2 separate regions of the Mus musculus genome follow, and region 2 is linked to region 1. The links are chromatin loops, found by intact Hi-C in ENCODE. Cell type or tissue: gastrocnemius. All regions are shown on one strand. Links, peaks and the distances in the headings refer to the core of each region. The heading gives the core; the rest is flanking DNA.

What was found. A loop is a pair of places that touch in the nucleus more often than their neighbours do. Peaks named below come from ENCODE experiments on the same cell type or tissue, not always from the same donor. Only the 100,000 strongest peaks of a DNase experiment are listed, where the experiment ranks them.
Region 2: a loop joins it to region 1, with 12 times the contacts of the local background. A loop is called at or near these places in 34 of 42 quality-filtered maps.

Annotation. Positions count from the first base shown.
Region 1 is chr17:37,080,573-37,087,203 of GRCm38, reverse strand. Olfr90 (olfactory receptor 90) reads left to right here and starts at 968. Exons shown (of 1, transcript NM_146477.2): 1 at 968-2,013. The coding sequence starts at 1,041. The coding sequence ends at 1,973. In gastrocnemius, for the core only: a CTCF peak has its summit at 3,671 (motif pointing left); DNase peaks (open chromatin) are centred at 3,638 and 4,831.
Region 2 is chr17:37,200,379-37,207,009 of GRCm38, reverse strand. No RefSeq gene overlaps it. Among named protein-coding and RNA genes, the nearest start is that of Olfr94, 5.7 kb to the right of the region's middle. In gastrocnemius, for the core only: no CTCF peak of the experiment used is centred there; DNase peaks (open chromatin) are centred at 3,209 and 3,623.

The DNA.
Region 1 (6,631 bases), core at 2,587-5,086:
ATATCTGTTGGACAGGTGCCTGAAACATGTTATTTACCCTGATACAGTTTGATCATTGATAAAATTGGGATGATCATTGCAGAGCTATTTGTAGAAACCAGGTGTTCAGATAGATATCTATCACAATTGGCCCAAGGAAAATACTTTGCAGATGTAAAATCTCAATATAAAAAGGAGAAAGTGATTACCAGACCATCATTGACTTCTTCAGATGACCAACCCCTGCCCTGTCTCATAGTACAATGTTTACACCTTAGAGCTTCAGAGGGAAAAAAATGTACAGGCCAATAAATGTCAGAAAGACAGGCAGACAGTGGTGGCACACACCTCTAATCCCAGCACTCAGGACAGAGGCAGGCAGATCTCTGGGTATGAGGTTAATCTGGCCTACAGAGTGAGTTACAGGATAGTCAGGGCTACACAAAGAAAACTTGTCTCAAAAAAAAAAAAGAAAGAAAGAGAGAGAGAGGGGGGAGGGAGGAAGAAAAGACAAGACAAGAAGAAAAGAAAAGAAAAACAGGATGACACAAACTAGGAGAAATTATACCAAATGGAAAAGCTCAAAAGAGAGAAAAGGGCAAAGAAACAGGTATTTGAAACACATAAAGATATTCAGAATGAGGCAGAGAAAAGGAAGGAGTTAATTGCCAAGAGAACAAGCAAATTAGAAACAGAAAGTTAGTAAGAACAGAAGTTGGTGCGTGAATGAGTTGGGTGCCACTACGGTAACACACTGAAAACTGCACAAAGAAAGCAAAGAGTGCTTTGCTGCTATTGACATCAGTCTCCTTTGCCCAGGAACCCAGTGTGAGGAGCCACCTGTTCTCCACCACACTCCTGGTTTCCTCTCAGCTAGTGGACTCTATCTGACCAGGAGGAAGAATGGAAGAAAAGTCCTTAGGTGACGGGCCTGGAGAAGGGAGCCTGAGAAACATCAGTCTACCTTGTGTGTCCTGAGAAGTAGTCAGGGTGAGTTTTCACCAGGTCCTTTGTACCACACTAAGCTGACAGTCTCATCCCTCCAACTAGATACAGAGACCATGGTCAACCAGAGCTCCCCCGTGGGCTTCCTCCTGCTGGGCTTCTCTGAACACCCACAACTGGAAAAGGTTCTCTTCGTCGTTGTCTTGTGCTCCTACCTCCTCACCCTCCTAGGAAACACACTAATCCTCCTGCTGTCCACCCTGGATCCCAGGCTCCACTCTCCAATGTACTTCTTCCTCTCTAACCTCTCCTTCTTGGACCTCTGCTTCACCACAACCTGTGTCCCCCAGATGCTGTTCAACCTCTGGGGCCCCGAAAAGACCATCAGCTTCCTGGGATGCTTTGTCCAGCTCTTCATCTTCTTATCTCTGGGGACGACGGAGTGCATCCTGCTAGCAGTGATGGCCTTTGACCGCTATGTGGCTGTGTGCCAGCCCCTGCACTATGCCACCATCATCCACCCTCGCCTGTGTTGCCAGCTGGCAGCTGTGGCCTGGACGATTGGCCTAGTGGAGTCAGTAGTTCAGACGCCATCCACTCTGCGCCTGCCCTTCTGTCCCCACCATCAGGTTGACGACTTTGTGTGTGAGGTCCCTGCTTTGATTCGACTGTCCTGTGGGGACACCACCTATAATGAGATACAAATGGCTATTGCCAGTGTCTTCATCTTGGTTGTACCTCTGAGCCTCATCCTTGTCTCTTATGGTGCCATTGCCAGGGCAGTGCTGAGGATAAGCTCTGCAAAGGGGCGCAGGAAAGCTTTTGGGACCTGCTCTTCCCACCTCATTGTGGTCACTCTCTTCTACAGCTCAGTCATCGCTGTTTATCTGCAGCCCAAGAATCCTTATGCTCGAGAGAGGGGCAAGTTCTTTGGTCTCTTCTATGCTGTGGGAACTCCTTCTCTTAACCCTCTCATATATACCCTAAGGAACAAGGAAGTAAAGAGGGCATTCAGGAGGCTGCTCTGGAAGGAAGTGAAGCCCGGCTGACACACTCTCAGTAAGCTGAATGGGAAATCTGCATGCCTTGTAGGCTTAAGTTTTCCTCCCTAACATCTTCAGACCTATCCTGCCTCTGTAGTAGATGACAGACTGTAAGACACAAAGAAGAGAGGTTCAGTAAAGGAGTATAACTATGCAAAAACCTTACCACATGAATCAAATGTAATCTACCTGTATTTTCATTAATTCATCCTCGTCCTCATACGCTTCATCTCATTGACTTTATCTCTAATTCCTTTCCCTTCCCTGTAAATATAAAGTATCGTATTTATTTTTTAAGGTTTTATTTTATTTTTGTTTTTTTTTTTAAAGATTGATTTTATGCGTACAATGTAGCTGTCTTCAGACATACCACAAGAGGGCATCAGATCCCATTACAGATGGTTGTGAGCCACCCTGTAATTGCTGGGAATTGAACTCACTAGCTCTGGAAGAGCAGCCAGTGCTCTTAACTGCTCAAACACCTCGCTGGCCCAAGGTTTGATTTTTATGTTATGTCTCTGTGTGAGTGTGTGTATATGTGCAGATGTCTGAGGAAGCAAGAAGAGGTCCCCTGAAACTAGAGTCACAGACAGTTGAGTTATCTGACATGGGTGTCTAACTTGAACTCTGATCCTGGAAAGAACACAAATGCTGAGCCATCTCTCTAGCTACTTGTCACATCCATGCTGCTGTGTCTATACCAATAATAAAAATGTCCCGGTATCAGCTGGGCGTGGTGGCACACACCTTTAATCCCAGCACTCTGGAGGCAGAGGCAGGCGGATTTCTGAGTTCGAGGCCAGCCTGGTCTACAAAGTGAGTTCCAGGACTGCCAGGGCTATACAGAGAAACCCTGTCTCGAAAACACCACACACACTCTATGCCCCTCCTTAGAATTGGGAACAAAACACCCATGGAAGGAGTTACAGAGACAAAGTTTGGAGCTGAGATGAAAGGATGGACCATGTAGAGACTGCCATATCCAGGGATCCACCCCATAATCAGCATCCAAACGCTGACACCATTGCATACACTAGCAAGATTTTATCGAAAGGACCCAGATGTAGCTGTCTCTTGTGAGACTATGCCGGGGCCTAGTGAACACAGAAGTGGATGCCCACAGTCAGCTAATGGATGGATCACAGGGCTCCCAATGGAGGAGCTAGAGAAAGTAGCCAAGGAGCTAAAGGGATCTGCAACCCTATAGATGGAACAACATTATGAACTAACCAGTACCCCAGAGCTCTTGACTCTAGCTGCATATGTATCAAAAGATGGCCTAGTCGGCCATCACTGGAAAGAGAGGCCCATTGGACATGCAAACTTTATATGCCCCAGTACAGGGGAACGCCAGGGCCAAAAAGGGGGAGTGGGTGGGTAGGGGAGTGGGGGTGGGCGGGTATGGGGGACTTTTGGTATAGCATTGGAAATGTAAATTTTACCTAATAAAAAATGGAAAAAAAAAAGAAGAAAAAGAAAACACCACACACACACACACACACACACACACACACACACACACACACGTCCCGGTATCATTAGCTTGATGCTGGGGGGCGGGGCTGGGGGAAGAGCCTTGGGAAGCAGCCTGAAATGCAGCCAGTTTTCTCCTTACCAATTCCAGACAGCCAGATCACAAACAGGAATAGCTTCTCTTCAAAGGAGGTAGAACAACTTCTGCCCTGAGAGTTTGCTTCCATCTACTGGGCAGATCTGGAACTGCATCGATATGCCGAAAGGGGGGGGGGGAACCTCACCCAAGTCTCCTCCCTAAACAGAAGCACACGTCAGAGCTGCTAGGGGGTAATTAACGTTATAGTTGGTGTGATATACTAATGCCTTGTGATGTTCCAGGTACTGTTTAAAGTAACGTACACCCCTCCACTTCATTCTTGTAGTATTATGAAGCTTTATTCAGAAGCAAAAACTAAAAGTTCAAAACCATCTCTCAAAGTTTTCAGCTAGTACTGGCACCTATCCAGTTAGTAATCCTGCCTTAATATAAATAGAGCCCTCCTAGCTCAAATGAGAAGCCTCAATTTGTCCTCAAACTTAAGAAGAATCTATGTTAACTAGACATATGTCCACCCTATAGCCTCCCTATAGGTTTTTCAAGTGTTTCAAAGCACCCTGTGAGACCACTAGAGACAGAAGTCAACTTTGACAAGAAAGTTGAGCCTGGAGGTTTGCCCCAATAGGACAGCCCTTCCTCGAATGTGCTAGAGTTCCAGTATCTATGATGGTCTGAGAACTAGGAAGCTGAGGAAGTCGGGGGAGGGAGTCACCATAAATCTGAGGTCAGCCTGGGCTACCTAGGAAGACCTTGTGAAAAAAAAAAAAAAAAAAAAAAAAAAAGCAAAAATTGTCTCAACTTCTTCCTGCCTTGGTTCTACCAATATCAAGGCATGAGCAGAACTTCAAAGAAAGTGGATACAACGTGGCATGAAATTTTATTCCTCAAAGTATGTGGAAGGATCTCTAGGGTTCTAATCTACCTAGCTTTCCTGTTTGTTGCGCCCACCTCGGCCGGCAAGGAAGACACAACACGGTCAGATTCTTCTCAACAGCCTTTATTGCAGGAACACCTCCATGCTGCTACGGGAACCCCGGGCACCCAGGGCACCCTGGGAGGTCTGCTTATATACTCTCAGCCCCCAACCACTCACAGCAGGCCATGCCACCTCACCAGGTATGCAGCTTCAGCCAATCAGGGCGGCAGGGGCACGTCTCCACCAAATATGGACTTGTTTACACCGCCAGCATCATGGTGCACCTGCGCAGCTCTCGAGATGGCCATGGCTTATTTTCAGGTGTATGAGGAAGTCAGGTGCAAGTCATAAGACTTAGCTGCAGTCCCGGGCGCCATCTTGGGACTGCTGCCATACCTGCTCCTCACACCTGTTAAACTTAGCAATACCAAACTCCCTTTGGGCACAATACCAGTGAAGGAAGAAAAGGGAAATCCTAGTTTCATTTCTACTTCAAGTATTAACACGTACTCTGGCATCAGCCCAGAGTGTCAGTGTTAAGCTCTATCTCAACCTTAATCACCACTGCAGCCATAGTATGTCTCTTCAGCTACATTTTGGGGCTGTCCTAATGCAGGGCATCTTCCAGTTGTATTGAGTAACCCTAATCTTAGACCTGTAAGTAATGCAACCTTTTAACTTTGTTTTTTTTTTTTAATATTTGGGATATTTTGTTTTTCGTTCTTGTTGGGTTTTGTTGATACAGCATTGTGTAGGCTTGGATGCTCTGAAGCTTGATATGCAGACCAGGCTGGCCTCAGACTCACGGAGCTCTGCCTGCTTCTGCTTCTCAAGTGCTGGAATTAAAGGCCTGTGCCACCTTGCAATCTGGCCTGCATGTATATGCCCCGCAGGTGTGCCTGATGCCTGCAGGGGACCTGCGTGTGATGCTGGGAACCAAACCTGAGCCCCCAGCAAGAGCAACAAGTGCTCTTAACTATGGAGTCATCTCTCCAGCACTGGTCTAGAACTTTTCAAACAAGTGCTCCAGGTTGCTCTAATGCCCCTGAAAGGAGAACATCTTGGTTCTGGAAGCCTGCAGTCCATGAAAGAACCGTGACTTTGGCGGGCCTCCCCTCCCCAATACCTCTAGCTTTCCTCTACTAGTGCTAGACCCTGACAAAGTCAGTTTGCTTGCAAAAGAGGCTTCTGACCATCTTCCCCAAATGTCCCATGCCCCTGCCGTCTCTTGGACTCCTTATTACAGAATCCAAAGCCTCGTAGACAGGTCATGGTGTAGGGCAGAGGTCAACAAACCAGTCTGTGGCCATGTGTGGCCACTACTGTTTTTGTAAAGTTTTATTGGAATGGCAAAAGACACTGTAAGGTCACAAAAGCATAGTATAGGCCCCTGTCTTAGAAGCTAACCCAAATAGAACTATCATTCACCAGGATAGGAGGCTGCCCCTCACCAATGCTGTCCTACTTAAAGATACGTTAAGATGAAAAGACTAACTACCCCCTGAATGAGATACCCTAGAGTCCGTTCTCTCCATGTAGTTAACTTTAAATCCTCATTGTTAATCCTTCCTGCTTTTCTGCATCCTAAGAAAACATAACTTCTCCTTTTGTCCTCTATCTCCCTTTCTTGGTTATTAACCAGTCAAAATCCTAAACCTCTTGCCCTTACGGTTTTTCTCCCTGAAGAGCCACACCTACACAGCACACCTCCCGTTTAGGTGCTCAAACATCCCCTTCAGAGCCCATGCTTGTTAGATATTGATTCAGAGAGCCTAACTCCGTTAGCCGTCTCTCTCCTCTAGGCAACAGCTGAAATTTCGGGCTTGCCTGTCTTTTCTTCCCCCACCCCCAAACTCCAAATTGTCCTCAAGTATTCTTCTGAGTTCCCTTTTAAATCTTTTTTTTTTTTTTTTTTTTTTTTTTTTTATCTATAAGACCAAGAATCCTCAGAAGGAACCCTGTGTTCTCCACAGCAGAGCAGACATTTTCTGGAAATTTGTCCCACAGCAGAGAGAACAATATTTTAAATATCTGCTGACTTGGGAATCAGCATTATCTGAGGAGGAACTGGGGCCTTAGCTGTGTAGAGAGAACTATGTGTGATGCACATCAAGATGGGAGTTAAATAAATCGAGGGACCCAATATTATTAAATAAGGATTGGCCTTGCTCAGGA
Region 2 (6,631 bases), core at 2,288-4,787, 120 kb before region 1:
TACATAATATATTCATTTCTGAGTAGTATCCCATCATAGAAGACCTCAATTTATGCCTCCATCTGCTGATGAAAACATGGAATGTTTCCAGGTTTTTCCTCTTACATATGAAGTATTTGTGAACATTTGTAATTTACCATGTGCTCCTTGCTCTCAGTGTGTCTGGTTACATACACACAGATGTACAATAGCCATATCACATGGAGTTGGTTTTGAGTGAGGAAAGCCCTGGGTTAAGGGTTGAGACTGGCAACTGGAGAGATGGCTCAGCAGATGAGGGTGCTTCTCCAAGCACAAGGACCTGATTTGAATCCCCAGGAACCACAAGATGGAAGGAGAGAACCAACCCCCACAGGCTGTCCTCTGACTTCAACACATGTGCTATGGTTCATGAGTACATGTATGTCCACAAAAATGCACACAGAGATTTATTAGAGGGGTCAGGATCAAGTGTGGAGAGCATGAATGCAACCCTGCAGCTGCTGGGGCTGGGGGAGGTCTCTGGGGGAGGCTTGCAGGAGTCAATGCAGATGACCTTAGCTGAGATGTATAATAATGGGGTTATTGAACTTGAAGAGGCTGCCTCCTGTTGAAGTGGTAACATTGTCAAAGACTAGGTTGTGTCATGTGGTGTTTTTCTGGAAACTGTCTTATGAGAGGATATTTTGCTGAAGCAGACACATGAGAGGATGTTTTGCTGAGAACAGACACATAATGTTTTCCTGGACGCTGTCTATTGAAAGGGCATGTGAAGTTTCGCTGGAGCAGGCACTTGGAAAGGTGTGTGATGTCTGGCAAGAGTGTAAGTATAATCCAACAGACAGTGGAGGGCACGCTGGCACTGGTTCACCTTGCTGGTCGTTGTTGGACTTCACGTTGCTGGTCTTTGCTTATGACTCTCTGGCACTGGTTTGCCTTGCCTTCTTGGCTGATCTTCCCTTTTCATGACTTTGTAGAGAGAAATGCATCCAAGAACTTCTGGTGGTGTTTCAGCTGCATCTTGCCACTTCAGCCAACTGGTACCAATTGACTGAGTCTCACTCAACTCAAACCCTGAGTCAAGGTTTCTTCTGGATTAGTCCACTGCTGCTGATTCTTGTTTGGTGTTTTGCTAGTGGACTGGTCTGCTGACAACAAAGATTGTAATCACCCCCCAAAGAACTACTTCTAAACAGGTTCACGTCTCCCTTGTCCTATTAGCTAGCCATCTTCCTCCCTTACCTCTTGTGGACGGTGTGCTAGAAGGGAGGTTGAAGCCTTAAGAACCCATATTAAAGTTGATTTTGAGAAATCTAAGCCTATATCCTGTAGCCAGGCAGGACTCCCAGTGAAGAGATAAGAACACCAACCAACCCACAAAAGTTTCAACACAAAATTTATACTGTCTAAAAGAAATGCAGGGACAAAAATGGAGCAGAGACTGAGGGAACGGCCAACCAATAACCAGCTCAACTTGAAACCCATCCCATGGACAAGCACCAATTCCTGACACTATAAATGATACTCTGTTATGCTTGCAGACAGGAGCCTAGCATAACTGTCCTCTGAGAAGCTCCACCTCGCAGCTGACTGAAACAGATGTAGACACCCATAGCCAGACATTGGATGGAGGTAAAGGAATCTTATGGAAGACTTAGGGAAAGGACTGAAGGCCCTGAAGTGGATAGGAACTCCACAGGAAGACCAACAGAGTCAACTACTGGGAACTCTTATGGACTGAGCCACAAGGCCATACACAGGCTGGACAGAGACCTCCGGCACACATGTAGCAGATGTTCAGCTCAGCCTCCATGTGGGTCCCCTAACAACTGACACAGGCGCTATCCCTAAAGCTGTTGCCTGTCTGTGGAGTTTGTTTCCCTACAGGGGCTGTCGAGTCTGGTCTCAGTGGGAGAGGATGAGCCTATCCCTGCAGAGACTTGATTCTCCAGTGTGAGAAGAAGTGGAGGGGGGGGCACCTTCTCAGAGGAGAATGGGAGGGAAGATTCAGGGAGGGACTCTGTGAGGGGGGACCAAAAGGGGCAGCGATTTGGATGTAAAATAATAAATAATAAAATGCACACACAATAAATAATGTTTTGAAGTTAAGACTGAAGACTTGGAGCCAGGTCCACTGACTCATACTTACAATCTCAGCATTCAGAATACTGAGGCAGGAGGATTGTCTTTGATACCAAGGCAGCTTAGACTGTATAAAACCCTGTTTCTGAAAAAATTAATAATAATTAATAATAATAATATAATGGACTGAAGCCTTCGGTTATAAGCTCCACTGTTACAAAATTTCCAATGATCCAGGACAAATACCAACCTGTCACCATAATAAACAAATAGAAGTCTGATTTAAATTTAAATTTTGTGCTGTACTAGGTTAGAGATCTACTTCTCTGTGCTTATCCTCCTGTGGATCTTCTGCTTCCTGAAGCTAAATATCTCACAAAGAACAAATTCAGTGAGTGTGGTGAACACCCCTTCTCCACCATCACTGCTAAAGGGTCTTGACACCATCAGTCCAGAGCCACATTTAAGTAGGTCCACTTGATTCCACAGTAAACACCAGTCATGTTAGGTAACAAAGTTCTAAATTCATTAATTCTGATTCTAGACAAGAAAGAAGGCAAGGACAAAGGTTTCTGTTTCGTGTTCGTGTAGACTTCCAGCAGACTATAGACATTCGAAAGTTAAGACACAGAGAAGGCCTGTCTTACAGCTGATGCCTCGTTCCAGAACAAGCCTGCCTCTCTCTCTCTCTCTCTCTCTCTCTCTCTCTCTCTCTCTCTCTCTCTCTCTCTCTTCCTCTCTCTCTCTTTCTCTCTCTCTCTCCACCTCCCTCCCCCCGTGGGCTGCACCTAAGCATCCAACCTCTAATCTGGAAACTCCTCTGAGACAGCAGTCTCAGATCAATACCTGGATGTGCCCACAGTCAGAAAGTGTAGCTCACCAGCGTGGGTGCTATTAGAATGCAGCTTCTTGACATAGTAGGTCTACATATCAAGCATGAGCACTAAGTCATCAGCTTAGCTATCTGATCAAGCGATGAATGCCTCCCCCAAAGACTCATGAAAATCCTTCCCTTTGTATCACAGATCATGTTTTACTTGAAACTGTTTCTTTCAAAGAGCTCAAGAGACTATTGCTGTGCTTCAGGATCTGAGCGTCCTCCAGAACTGCATCATTTAGCCACAAGGTGGCAGCATGAACTACAAAAGATAGTGTTGCATCGTTTAGCCACATGATGGCAGCATGCGTCCACCGTACTGGAGGTGATGCCTGCTGTGTTCCTGTTCCTTCTGAAAAAGGGGGTGTGAAAATTGAGGTCAAAGTTTTTGTAAACAGTAACTTTAAATACATTTCCAAAACAGAAAGTGTGTTTGGTCCAAATTAGTCATCTAAGAAGATCTTGTCTATCCAGATCCCACAAAAGACAAAAAATGCTTCTGGTTTTGTTTTAATTTTCTGATCACTCAGATTTTTTGTTGTTGTTGTTTTGTTTTGTTTTTTTATTAGTTATTTCCTTCATTTGCATTTCAAATGCTATCCCCTTTCCTAGTTTCCTGAACCCACCCACTCCTGCTTCCTGGCCCTGTACTGGGGCATAGAACCTTCACAGGATCAAGGGCCTTTCCTCCCATTGATGGCCTATTAGGCCATCCTCTGCTACATATGCAAGTAGAGACACAAGCTCTGGGGGTACTGTGAATATTGTTGTTCCTCCTATAGGGCTGCAGACCCCTTCAGCTCCTTGGATACTTTCTTTATCTTCTTCATTGGGGGCCCTGTGTTCCATCCAAAAGTTGACTATGAGCATCCACTTCTGTATTTGCCAGGCAGTAGCATAGCCTCACAAGAGACAGCTATATCAGGGTCCTGTCAGCAAAATCTTGTTGACATATGCAATAGTGACTGGGTTTGGTGGTTGTTTATGGGATGGACCCCCGGGTGGGGCAGTCTCTGGATGGTCCTTCCTTCCGTCTCAGCTCTGAACTTTGTCTCTGTAACTCCTTCCATGGGTATTTTGTTCCCCATTCTAAGAAGGAAGTATCCACACTTTGGTCTTCCTTCTTCTTGAGTTTCATGTGTTTTGCAAATTGTATCTTGGGTATTCTAAGTTTCTGGACTAATATCCACTTATCAGTGAGTGTAAATCATGTGTGTTCTTTTGTGATTGGGTAACCTCACTCAGGATGATATCTTCCAGATCCATCTATTTGCCTAAGAATTTCATAAATTCATTGTTTTTAGTAGCTGAGTAGTACTCCATTGTATAAATGTACCACATTTTCTTATCCATTCCTCTGTTGAGGGACATCTGGGTTTAAATGAACAAAAGATTCTACACCAGGTCGGCATACATAGGAGATGAGATTTATTTCTGGAAAAAACAGTTTGAGAACATCGGCCACCACAATGGGGGTTGGGGGGTTGATTCTGAATCCCAGACAAAGAGAGTTCTTTACTATAGGTTTCCCGAGAGGGTAGATGATCTAAGCTTTTGCTACAAGCTCATATATGATTTGGGTTGCTGTGTGCCATAAGTCGAGAAGGCACAGAAAATAGGGAGAAGTACTATAACGCGAGGCTACCTGGGGCTCATAAAGCAGGAGCCCCCCCCCCCCCCCCCGCTAAAGCAGGAGTGGGAAAGAGAGAGAAGGGGGCTACAGGGAAGGATGACTGGATCACTCCCAAGCTGCCAAATCCAGTCTCTATTTTGTTCTTTTAAACACTGAGGCTACCTCACTGGAGTTTCCTGTCCAACTTGCAGGCAGCTGCATCAACAAGGAGTCTCTTGCCCTCCACACAATTCCTTGCTGCTTCTTCTCCAGACGTTGCTTTCTGATGCTTGTAAGTTTCATGGGCCTTATAAATCTCCTGGTATGCCACGTAACATGGTGTTGCCATCCTGAGACACAACTACATCACATACAGAATATACATATGCAGATGGCTTTTGCCCTTGCCCTTTAAAGTCTGCTGTCTTTCTTGTGTGTGCACTTATAGTAAGGTATGAGCATGTGTATGCTACAATACAGGTGTGGAAAACCATAAACAACTTGCAGGACTCAGTTCTCTCCTATCATGTCACTTCTGGGTATGGAATTCAGATGGTCAGGCTTGGTGGCAAGTACCTCTACTTTTGAGCCATTTCACCAGCCCCAAACAAGCAATTATAATTGCAGAAAACAACCTGAACCAGATATCCAGAGAGATGAAGACATGAGGTAGGTGAGGGACTACAGAAAATTTCCAGATCGCTGAAGAAGAAAATGGAAGGAAAAGGGGCAGAGTTTTAATTTTTGTGGATAGTTACTCACCAAAATGTATAGCATGAGTAGAAAATGGATCACACACAAAATACGCAAGAATAAAAAGGAACTGAAGGGACTTAGGGGCAAACAGGACAGGTGGCAGGTGATAAAAGCCAATGGCATGAGCCAAAGTCTCATGTCTCATGATGAGATAGGTGTCAGGAAACATGCCCGTAATCCCAGCACTCGGGAGCTTGGGCTATGTAGTAAAATGCTGTTCCGTTTTCAAAGGAGCCTAAATCTGAAGTATCTCCAATAGATGAAGGCTGCTCTACAGACATCATGGCAGAGATTTGCTGAGGGTTAGTAAGTCAGTCAGTGAATGGGGAAAGTAGAAAGAACCATAATTGGAGAATATGCTGCCTATGGGCTCCACACCCTGCCAGAGACACCGTGCCCTGAAGGGATAGTCTTTCTAGGATTCCCCGCTCCAGTCCCTCAGGGAATGTCTCTCTGGACACCCTCATGGAAAGTACTAATTATGGGAGTGGGACAAAGATTCCCCAGAGCTCCACCCACGCTCTTCCAAGGAGCAGGGCAAGTAAATTCCTCTGTTTCCTCTCTAGTGAGAAGAGATGTCATTATTCTTCCTTTTTCTCTCTCTCTCTCCCATTAGATTTTAGAAAGGTATTTTCAGGGCCTTCACCAGCTAAGGTAAATTGGCTACCATCACAAGTCTCAAGCTTCTGTTCTGTGTGTGCCCCTTACAGGACTGTCCAGTAACAGCCTCCACCTTTGCTTCTGTATGCCCACTCCACAAACTTATGCATCTTCCTTCCAAACAATTGATTTATTTCTCTGCTGAACAGGATGGCATCCACCCCTGGTCATCTCCCCGAAGTGCCTGGCTCTGATCTCGGGTACTCCTTCCAGCAACCGATACAGTCAACTATTTGTGTCTTTTGTTAATCTTTCCCTCCATCATTTCAAACTCACAGCATCCAGAACACGAGCAAGACACCAACATAAACTCAAGTCTGAAAATGGGGACCAGAGGTTAAACATGAAGGTAAGTTTGCTACATTCCCCTAAGAATAAATGATTTTGCAGCTCAGGGTGTGTTCTCAAAGATCAGGGGAGGTTTTAAGACGCATTATTGAATTGATAACATATTTTGTCTTCTGAAAACTCAGTGATGTGGGTGTGCGTTAGAACTGTGTTCTTGGGGATTTGTACATAAGAAAAAGACATTGTCTGTGGAGTTTTATAAGTGTGTACCCGTTTTATTCATCCCTGAAGGCAAATGTTTTAGGACTTGCCTAGCTGTGCTGACATACGGTTATGCAATCCCAACACTGAAGAGTTTGACTTTTTGTAATTCAACA